2 separate regions of the Homo sapiens genome follow, and region 1 is linked to region 2. A link is an interaction called in ENCODE POLR2A ChIA-PET data of the cell type or tissue named here. Cell type or tissue: PC-3. All regions are shown on one strand. Links, peaks and the distances in the headings refer to the core of each region. The heading gives the core; the rest is flanking DNA.

What was found. ChIA-PET counts read pairs that join two places held together with the same protein. Peaks named below come from ENCODE experiments on the same cell type or tissue, not always from the same donor. Only the 100,000 strongest peaks of a DNase experiment are listed, where the experiment ranks them.
Region 1: POLR2A ChIA-PET joins it to region 2 with 5 read pairs; 2 of 35 experiments call an interaction of 5 or more read pairs at or near these places.

Annotation. Positions count from the first base shown.
Region 1 is chr20:37,602,329-37,607,712 of GRCh38, reverse strand. It overlaps the pseudogene GLRXP1. Among named protein-coding and RNA genes, the nearest start is that of LINC00489, 18 kb to the left of the region's middle. In PC-3, for the core only: no CTCF peak of the experiment used is centred there; no DNase peak of the experiment used is centred there; H3K27me3 peaks cover 3,699 bases.
Region 2 is chr20:37,738,879-37,744,262 of GRCh38, reverse strand. All of the region lies in intron 3 of CTNNBL1 (catenin beta like 1), which reads right to left. Among named protein-coding and RNA genes, the nearest start is that of CTNNBL1, 48 kb to the right of the region's middle. In PC-3, for the core only: no CTCF peak of the experiment used is centred there; a DNase peak (open chromatin) is centred at 3,002; H3K27ac peaks cover 2,308 bases.

The sequences.
Region 1 (5,384 bases), core at 224-5,223, 140 kb after region 2:
TCTCTGCCTCAGCCTCCCAAGTAGCTGGGATTACAGGTGCCCGCCACCACACCTGGCTAATTTTGTATTTTTAGTAGAGATGGGGTTTCACCATGTTGGCCAGGCTGGTCTTGAACTCCTGACCTCATGATCTGCCCACCTTGGCCTCCCAAAGTGCTGGGATTACAGGCATGAGCCACTGCGCCCAGCCCCCCATGGTCTTTTTATCACTTAATCTTGGAAGTGACATCACATCACAGCCTACACTCAAAGGGAAGGGATCACACAAGGGTGTGAGTGCCAGAAGGCAAGCCCCTTAGGGCCATCTTAGAGTGTACGCCTGCCCCAGTGAAACTTTCAGCAAAGTCCCAGCCTCAGCCACATCCCACAGGGAGCTCTGGAGTGTAAAACAGTCTCCAGGCAAGGAAACTGGGCTTTCACACTCCTGTCCCGGTCTGTTGTTGACTAAGTCCCCCAAGGTGGGGCTTAACAGCCAGGCATTTCAGGTTCGTTCCATGGACAAGGCAGCTCCAGTAGCTGAAGAACAGGCCTCCAACGAAGGTCACAGGCATGAACTCTTCTCTTACAACAACGCATGGCCAGGCACGGTGGCTCATACCTGTAATCCTAGCACTTTGGGAGGCTGAGGCAGGCAGATCACTTGAGGCCAGGGGTTCGAGACCACCCTAGCCATTATGGGGAAACCCCACCTCTACCAAAAATACAAAAATTAGCAGACCATGGTGGCCCACACCAGTGGTCCCAGCTACTCAGGAGGCTGAGGCACAAGAATCACTTGAACCCAGGAGGTGGAGGTTGCAGTGAGCTGAAGTCGTGCCACTGCACTCCAGCCTGGGCAACAGAGCAAGACTCTGTCTCAAAAAAAAAAAAAGCACACAGAGGTCGGGGGAAGCACCCCAAATGTAAAAGATCCAATGGGCTCTAGAGAGAGCATCAATAGTGTCCCCTTAAAAGCGGGTAATTTGGAAACATTTACCAACATCAAGAATGCCTGTATCCTTTAACCATCAACCTCACTTCCAGAAATTTCTCTTACAAACTCACTGAAGAAACAGCCTGAATATCCATTAGTAGGGTCTGGTTAAGTAAATTATGGTCTGTTCACATACTGGATTATTATACAGCTGTTAAAAGAACTAATATGGGCCGGGCATGGTGGCTCATGCCTGTAGTCCCAACACTTTGGGAGGCCGAGGGGGGGTGGATCATTGGAGGCCAGGAGTTCGAGACCAGCCTGGCCAACATAGGGAAACCCTGTCTCTATTAGAAATACAAAAATTAGCCATGTGGGGTGTCGCACACCTGTAATTCCAGCTACTCAGGAGGCTGCGACAAGAGAATCACTTGAACCCGGTAGGCAGAGACTGCAGTGAGCCAAGATCACGCCACTGCACTCCAGCCTGGGCAACAGAGCGAGACTCTGTCTCAGAAACAAACAAACAAACAAACCCTAACATGAAAGATCTCCTAGACACATCATGAAGTAAAAAAAGCAGGGTGTAAAATATTAACTGTATTGGAAACAAAGGAATTATTTGTGTATATCTGGACTTGCAAAGGAATGGGAATTTTCAGGTGAAATAAACAATACATTATTATTGGTGAAAGGGAGACTGACAGCCTGGGGTGGGAGGGAGATTTTTCATCTTATGTCTTTAGCAATAATTGAATATGTAATTGTGTGCAGTGGCACAATCATAGCTCACTGCAGCCTCGACCTCCTGGGCTCAAGTTATCCTCCCAGCTCAGCCTCCTGAATAGTTGGGACTAAGGTATGCACCACCATACCTGGCTAATTTTTAAACTTTTTGTAGAGATGAGGTCTTGCTGTTGCCTAGGCAGGTCTCAAACTCCTAGCCTCATGTGATTCTCCCACCTCTGCCTCTCAAAGTGCTGGGATAACAGGCGTGAGCCACTGCACCCTGCATTGCAATAATTTTTTAATCGATTTTTAAACAAAAGAGAGAGTGAATCTGGAAACTCAAGTCCCTAGAAGCCACACATATGTTTGTGACTCTTCCTGTCACCTGTTCAGTGCTATGGGGGCCCAGCAGCAGTGGTTTCTGACCCAGCCCAGAGTTGTCCCTGGGAAAACTGGTTTGCTTCAATGAGATTGTATTGCCTGTCTAATTTGTTTCTGCTTTGTGTTTTATAATTTACTCTGAAGATTATATTGTATTTTTTATTTTACTCTAAATTTTTTACAATAGCCGTTGGCCAAAAGCATTAATGATCTGATTTTGAGAGCTGTGTAAATTACCAGCCTGCACCAGCCCATTTCTCTCTTGCCCTGTCTAGGTTGTCCTCCCCAGAGCCCCCTCTGGAGATCTGAGGAGCAAATCCAACCCCATGACTCCCACCTCTGCTGAAAGCTGCCATGGCTCCCTACAGCTCTCAGCATAAGCAATAACAATAAGAGCACCCACTCATTGAGTGCTGACTACAGCCCCAGCCCTGAGGCTCGTGCTTTACATGGGTTATTGCCTGGAGATTTCACAAAAGCCCTGGGAAGCAGAGATCATCTAAACCAGCAGTCCCCAATTTTTTTTGGTACCAAGGACCAGTTTCACAGAAGACAAGTTTCCCACAGAATGGTGGTCGGGTGGGGGAATGGTTTTGAGATGAAACTGTTTCACCTCAGATCATCAGGCACTGGATTCTCATAAAGAGCACAGAACCTAGATCCTTCACGTGCACAGTTCCCGATGTGGTTCGTGCTCCTATGAGAACGAAATGCTGCTGCTGATGTGACAGGAAGTGGAGCTCAGGTGGTGATACTCACCTCCTGCCATGCGGCCCAGTTCCTAACAGGCCACGGACCCGTACCAGTCCTTGGCCCCAAGGTTGGGGACCCCGATCTAAATGATTTTAAAGGTAAGAAAACTGAGTCACAGAGAGGTGGAGTTATTTTCCAAGTTTACACAGCCAGGATCTGGCTGAGCCCAAATCTGAAATCCTACTTGGCTCAAAGGGCTGGATCTGGGTTGAGAAAGCATAAATAGGGCTGGAGAGGCCAGTAGGAGTAGATCGCGAAGCACCAGATGCTGAGGGTGAGGATAATGGGAGCCAGAGGAAACAAGGACCCTGAGTCCTCTGATATCTGTTTGGAACCATCTTGGGTGCCCCTTTCAAGACCTGCATGGTCATTTCCCTCCAAAAAGTGTTTCCTGCTTTTGTAGTCCATGGTTATTCATTCATTCGTTCATTCATTCAACAAATTCACGTGCCAGACGCTGTTAAGTCTAGGGACACAGACATGGTCCCACCAAATCAGACAAGGTCCCACTCTCCAGGAGCTCTAAACTCTATACTCTAGGAGTATAAACCAACAGTGACAATTCAGAGATCCATGTTTGGGTTAGAGGAAGCTCAGGGAGCCGGGGGGTTGTAGGAGCGTAAAGGAAATATCCAAACAGTCTGGGGTTGGGGTCAAGGGAGACTCCCTAAGCAGGTGCTGCCTCAGTTCAGCTCTGAAGATGGCAGATACCAAGGTGAAAGGAGAAAAAGGGATAGGAAACGGGGCAGAAGGAACATTCCGAACAAAGGGAACAGCATGTACAAAGGCCTGGAGGAGAGATTCTTGAAAGAAGAGACTTGGCCTGAATTGTCGTCTGCCAATTCCCCAATGCCTAGAACACTGTCAGGCACACAGTGGATGCTTAATAAATATCAGTTGAGTAAATAGAGCATGGCATGTTCAGGGGGCTGCAGGTGATTCAGGGCAGCTAGATGATAACCTGCAAGGCAAGGAGAGATCATGCAGAGGCTGGGGAGTTCCATAGGGGCCAGGTTAGGAAAGGTCTGGAATAGCAAGTTTATAATTTTGAGCACCAGAGAGCTGCTGACGGGTCTTGATTTGGGACAGGGGTTAGCAGGGAGGGTGCTTCATTGGAATGGTTTTGAAAGACCCTCCGGTTCAATATGTGGAAAATGACCTGGGAGGGGCCAGGCGCGATGGCTCATGCCTGTAATCCCAACATTTTGGGAGGCCAAGACAGGATTGCCTGGGCCCAGGAGTTCAAGACCAGCCTGGGCAATATGGCAAGACCCTGTCTCTATAAAAAATATAAAAATTGGCCAGGCATGGTGGCTGATGCCTGTAGTCCTAGCTACTCAGGAGGCTGAGGTGGGTGGATTGCTTGAGCCCAGAAGTTCAAGGCTGCAGTGAGCTGTGATTGCATCACCGCACTCCAGCCTGGGTAACAGAGTGAGATGAAAGAAGAAAGAAAGGAAGGAAGGAAGGAAGGAAGGAAGGAAGGAAGGAAGAAACAAAGAAAGGAAGGAAGAAAGAAAGAAAGAAAGAAAGAAAGAAAGAAAGAAAGAAAGAAAGAAAGAGAAAGAAAGAGAGAAAGAGAGAGAGGGAGGGAGGGAGGGAGGAAGGAAGGAAAGAAGGAAGGAAGGAAGGAAGGAAGGAAGGAAGGAAGGAAGGAAGGAAGGAAGGAAGGAAAGAAGGAAATAAATAAGCTCAATACCCCAAGCAATGCCTGCAACTGAGGATTCCTCCCAGGGAGACCACAGCCCATTGGCATGGCTCAATAGTTTGTGAACTGCAAAATCCAGCCTGGGAAGCTGGTTGTGTTCATCAACCCCACCTGCCCATACTGCTGGAAGACCCAAGAGATCCTCAGTCAATTGCCCATCAAACAGGGGCTTCTGGAAGTAGTAGTAGTAGCTGTCAATATCACAGCTTACTAACCACACCAACGAGATTCAAGATTATTTGAAACAGCTCACAGGAGCAAGAATGGTGCCTCGAGTCTTTATTGGTAAAGATTGTATAGGCGGATGCAGTGATCTAGTCACTATGTAACAGAGCAGGGAACTGCTGACGTGGCTAAAGCAGATTGGAGCCCTGCAGTAACCACAGAGCAGGCCCCATGCTGATGTCTCTCCTCAAGAGCTGGATGGCATTGCAAATGATGACATCACTTCTTGGTGGATGAATTTGGGGGCACAAACAGCTTTTTTTCTTCTTTTGGCTCAGTATTTGAAAGTTGATCAACTTGTTCTTAACCACAGGGCCAAGAAGGTTGACGGACCATCTTGGTTTTCTTCTGGATGCGCTCTTTGGTTTTCAAAAGACTGTGACAAGTTCTGGCCTAGGATTCGCTCACTGACCCTCAATTGTTCTTTCTCTTTGGCACGCATTTCTTACTGTTCCCCATGTGTTGGCATGCCCCTACCTCTAAGCCGGTGTTTTTCAACTATGTTTATCCAGACTCCTTCTCCACAATGATGAATCCAGTTGGTTTTCTGCTACTGCCCATTAGCTGAAATAATTTCGCTGCTTGACTTTATGGAGTTGGTGTTATTAAATTAGTGGGTATTTTGAATGTGCTCTTTCAAACTACATGCATCTCTCCACTCAACCCCACCCCATCCCA
Region 2 (5,384 bases), core at 55-5,054:
TACCCTCTTCACAAACAGTATCTCCTCCAATTTGAGATAGAAAAGACAACTCATTTTGTATTTTGCATTTCTGATAGTAAGATGGTTAACATTCTTCTAATGTTTACTGTTTGTATTTCTTCTTTGCCCATTCTTATTAGGATGCTCACTTTGTTTATAGATTTATAAACACCGTATATTAAGGAAATTAATCTCTATCCTACACTGCAAAAAAAATAATCAGAGAAAAGTGTTTGCCCTTTAATTTGTACATTGTGCTTTTTGACATAAAGGTTTTTTTTTCCTTTTGACATAAAGGTTTTAAAAAGTTCAAGTAGCAAAATCTTTGCCTTTATGAACTCTATTTTACATGTATCCTGAGCAAGATATTTTCTGTGCTAAAAGAAGATATATTTTATGATGTATTTTTATGTTTATATATTTAAATATTTAATCTATCTGAAATTTATTTTAATGTATTGATATAGGGCACAAATCTAACTTTATTTTCTGCAAATGTTTGGCCAAGTGCTCCAATACTATAATCTATCTTTCCCCAGAGATTTAAAGAAATGTCATCTATCATACACTAAATTTTAATGTGTACTTTATTCTGTTTCTGGGTTTTTCACTCCATTTCATTGATTCGTCTGTAAATTCCTGAGTCAGGACCACACTTCCACATTGTTATAGCTTTATAGTATGTTTTATGTGTGTTACTGCAAACAACTCCCTTGTTGTTTTTATTTTTCAGTGTTTCCTTGCCTGTTCTCACTTATTATTCCAAGTAAATTTCATAACTATTTTAGCAAGATTTTCCCCCAATACCTTTTTTTTAAAAGGCTTCCTTCTCTGCTTGCAAATAGATTATTTTTTTAGATCACTTGAAGTGTGGAAGCTAAATCAGAATCATGACTCAGTAAGGCTGGTGCAGAAGGATTCAAATATTCCATGGGCCAGGAGATCTACATAATCCTTGAACCCAAAGGCCTCAACAAACCTCTAAGGCTTATTTGCCTTATGTGAGTGAGTGTATACAAGATTTCTGGAGAACAACCTGACAAAAGGTTTTTCCAGTTCACTTGGAAGAACTGGCAAGGGAGACTGGGCACTAAACAGTAAAAAAAAAAAAAAAAATTGTGCTGAGTGCAGTATAAGATCTGGTGATTTGGGTGATCGACAGCGAACGTGGTGGCTCATGCCTGTAATCCCAGCACTTTGGGAGGCCAAGGTGGGCGGGTCACTTGAGGTCGGGAGTTTGAGACCTGCCTGGCCAACAGAGTGAAACCCCGTCTCTACTAAAAACACAAAAATTAACTAGGTGTGGTGGCGCACACTTGTAATCCCAGCTACTCGAGAAGCTGAGGCAGGAGAATTGCTTGAACCTGGGAGGTGGAGGTTGCAGTGAGCTAAGATCGTGCCACTGCACTCCAGCCTCGGCAATGCAGTGAGACTCTGTCTCAAAAAATAAATAAATAAAGTAATTGAACGATTGTTAGTCACCTGGAGGGGTCTGTCCTTAGGCCTGTTTAGATCAAGTATTTTATTATTTTTTTTTAATCAATAACATGAGCAAAGATAGATAAAGGGCAAAATGAAAAAATGTTATATGACACAAAGCTTAAAGAGACAGTAAGCACAGCAGCTGACAGAATCAATTCAAAAGTTCCTGACAGGCAATAATGATGTGCCAAATCTAACCAAAGGAAAAATACCTGGGATCCACACAGAAAACTGCAATGAACCAAAAAGTCAAGTACAAATGTAAAGGCTGGGAGAGATACAGTTTCATAAGGGCACATGTGTTTCTTTCTGAACTTGATGGCTTTATTGAACCATAACTGTAATACAAATCAGAACATGAGCCAGTTCTGCCAGAGACAATTTCTTATTCATCTCTGGACATCCAGCACCTGACGCAGGCCTTGGTCCAACACAGAAACTTGGGAGATGCCTGTAAATGGGGGCACAGATGAAAACAGCTGCCACAAGTGCTACGGTGGTTTTAGGGTACTTAAAAGAGGACAATACAGAGTTATGCTGATTCAATGACCCTAAAACTTTGTGACATCTGTTCAAGGAACCATCTTTTAGGAGGGATGTGGAAACCAATTCAGGGAAACAACCAAGATTCTAAGGAGTCTAGATACATCTCATATAAGAATTTGTTGAAATGCTTTCTCATTCTGAGTTGAAATTTTAAGAGTCAAAGCTGCCAAATGATGGAATAGCTTTCTTTGGAAAGTTAGATCCTTCTCACTGGGATAGTTAATAAAGGATGACATTAAAAAAAAAAATACCAAGAGTTAGATGGTAGAATAGACTGTGCTTCTCAGTTCCTTCCAACTTTGAAATTCTTCTTCCAAATATGGTCTTAACCCAGTGCTTTTAAGTTTAGGAAGTCAGAAAATTATCAAAATAAAACAAACAAGCAGAGAATAAAACTGCAAGCAGGGAAATATTACAAAAATATACTGGGTCCAGTGTTATGTGAGTAACAAGATACCGTGAGAAATGCTGGACTTGGGAATGAGACTGACCTGGGTCATACTCCCAGCCATGCTATTTACTAGAGGTGTGGCCATGAACAGTGAATTGACAAATATTTACTAGGCACATACTAGGTGCCAGTCACTGTGTTAGGCACTGAGGATATAACAGATAAAATAATCCCAGTTTCTGGCCTCCATTAAATATAAATAATCTATTACAAACCATTAATTATAAGCATGCCTGGTACTACCAAGAGAAGTGTCACTGGAACACAGAGCGTGGTGTCCCAACCTGATCAAGGAAGACACAGAATATTAACTAACTTATTGCTAGACCCTGATTTCCTTATCTTCCTATAGTGAGGATTAAAAGAGATAATATATATACAGTGCCTAATAATAGCTGGCACATACAAGTACTCAATGAATCTATGTACCCTCAAGTTTGTTATAACAGTCGTCTTCTGTTTTGCCTGACCAAGCACAGCCTACTCATGAGCCTACTCATTTAAAGCACACACTACTATTTGCAGAGAACTGTCTTTAGGAATTAGGCATACCTTCAGCAATAGATGACTCACAGCTGGGGGAAAGGATAAAGTTAGAGGTGACGGGAAAGCAATAGAGCAACATATTAAAACAGTAACCCAGGCTGAGATGGGGTCATCGATTCCATCTAATATGACAGAGAATATTTTCCTAGGCTGCCCATGTGCATTTGCTTCAGACCAGCAGGATATTCTCCTTCAACCACAAGGGTGAATATCAGCAAATGACCAGCAAAGTTCAAAAACACTGGGAAAGCCACAGAAATTGGTAAGTCCTAAATGCAATCACTGCTGGGGGAACATGATGCTCCCTCCATCCAAGTAAATCAGCAGTTCTCAAAGTGTAGTCCTAGGACCCCAGGATGGGGTAGCGGGGTGGCTGGAGATCCTTTCAGGGAATTATAAGATCAAAACTATTTTATAATAAATCTAAGACACCATTTGCCTTTTTCACTCTCATTCTTTCAGGAGTGTACAATGGAGTTTTCTGAAGGGCTCCATGACATGATGACATCACTGCCCTGATGGCTAATGAAATGTGTGCTTGTCTATTCTTGTATTTGCCAGAATTTTCTAAGCACTTTGGGATATTCAATAATTTAAGAGTACAAGGAGATCCTGAGACCAAAAAGGTTGAAAATCAGTAAACTAAGTAATTCTGTCCCTGCAAAAATGAAGAGAAGAACTATTAAAGGACTTTCTAGGGAAACAGCACACTCTAGTCAATGTGGTGTTTAGGAGAAAGATCAGGCAGTGCAAATTGGAGGGTGCATAAGGAGAACTGTCAACTGAATCTCAAATGCAGTCAAATGAAGAGAGGCATTTTTGGGTATGCGATCAAAATGACAATTGGATATATGGGAAAATAAATTTGAATGTTTCTGATCTCAACCGGAAAGTTTCATCCGAATACACTCTAGCAATTTTCATCTTAATTTCACCTCGCTGATCTAGAGAATTACGAAAGACACTGCACCAGTGAGAATTCAAGAACTCAAGGTTAAAACACAATGTAGTTTCCTAACTGCTTTTCGACATGAAAAAAAAAAGTTCTTTATGCACAATTTCAATTTTCATATGCTCAGATTTTAAAACTAAAATAGTATATACATTTTGTCTGAATGGAAAACACTACCGATTTTTTTAAATAAAATCACATTGTCTTAAACCCAGTTAATGAACTGTAACACTAAGGTACCTAAGATGTAGATGGTGAACATAACCTGCAGAAACTCTGCTCCAAATTGAGAGACGTGTATCTACCAAGCGGGCGAAGGAAATACTGGTGTTCAAAGAAGTAAACTGAATTTCTTAAATTTCCAGTATCATTACCCGCAGCATAGCTTCCTCATAATGTATCCTTAGGTTCAAGCAATGGGGATGTAATAAAGACGACAGGGACTACATGAGCTCTCTCATGTTTACTGAACACCTACAGCAAGGCAAGTACTGTGGTAGGCACTAGAGACAAACAAGACACCGTCCATCTCCTAAAAGGAACAGAGTCTAATGCAGGAACCACTGAGTACAGAAATAACAACAAAACAAATGGCAAAGATGTTAAAGACTGATCACATGCATTGTGGGCAAGAACACAAGAAAAGAGATGCTGCTGCTGGGGGGAGAATTTAAAAATACAGTGAGAAAATTGGCAGTAGCTATCATTAAAATGTACATACCCTTCAATCTGGGAATTCAAAATTTAGGTATCTATCCTATGGAAATATATGCACACAAAGACACATGTACAAGTAGGTTCACTATAGCATTTTTCATAAAAGCCGATTTTAAAATAATCAAATGTCCATTAATAGAAAATAATTAAATAAGTCATGGTATTTCCAAACCATGAAATACTATGCACCAATTAAAAAAACACAAGGTAGATATGCATGTACCACCTGGACAGATCTGTTAGATGACCCAAAAAATCAAGGTGCAGAATATGCACAGTATGATTTAAGTAGAAACAAATACATTTGCATAATTAACTGTTCACAAGGTTCCTCTAGGCAGAGGAATGGAAAGGGATCAGAGTAGTGAAGGAAAACTTTCATTTTTCACTCTACTCATGTACCACTGGTATTTTCAGAATGACAATCTATTCATGCATTACTTGTGTAATTACACACACACACACACACACACACACACACACACACACAGTGCTCCTGTATGGTGGAGATCAGTACAAAACCTGATAGGACTCTAATGCTGGATAAGCTGGGCCCTGATCTATTAATAGCTACTCCTACTATCAAAGAGGGCTGTGGCCCTAGGCCCAGTAACCACATTCTCCCCACTCTGCCTTCTCATCCACAGCACAGGGACAACATAGTTGACCACGCTGGCCTCTCTAGGTTGC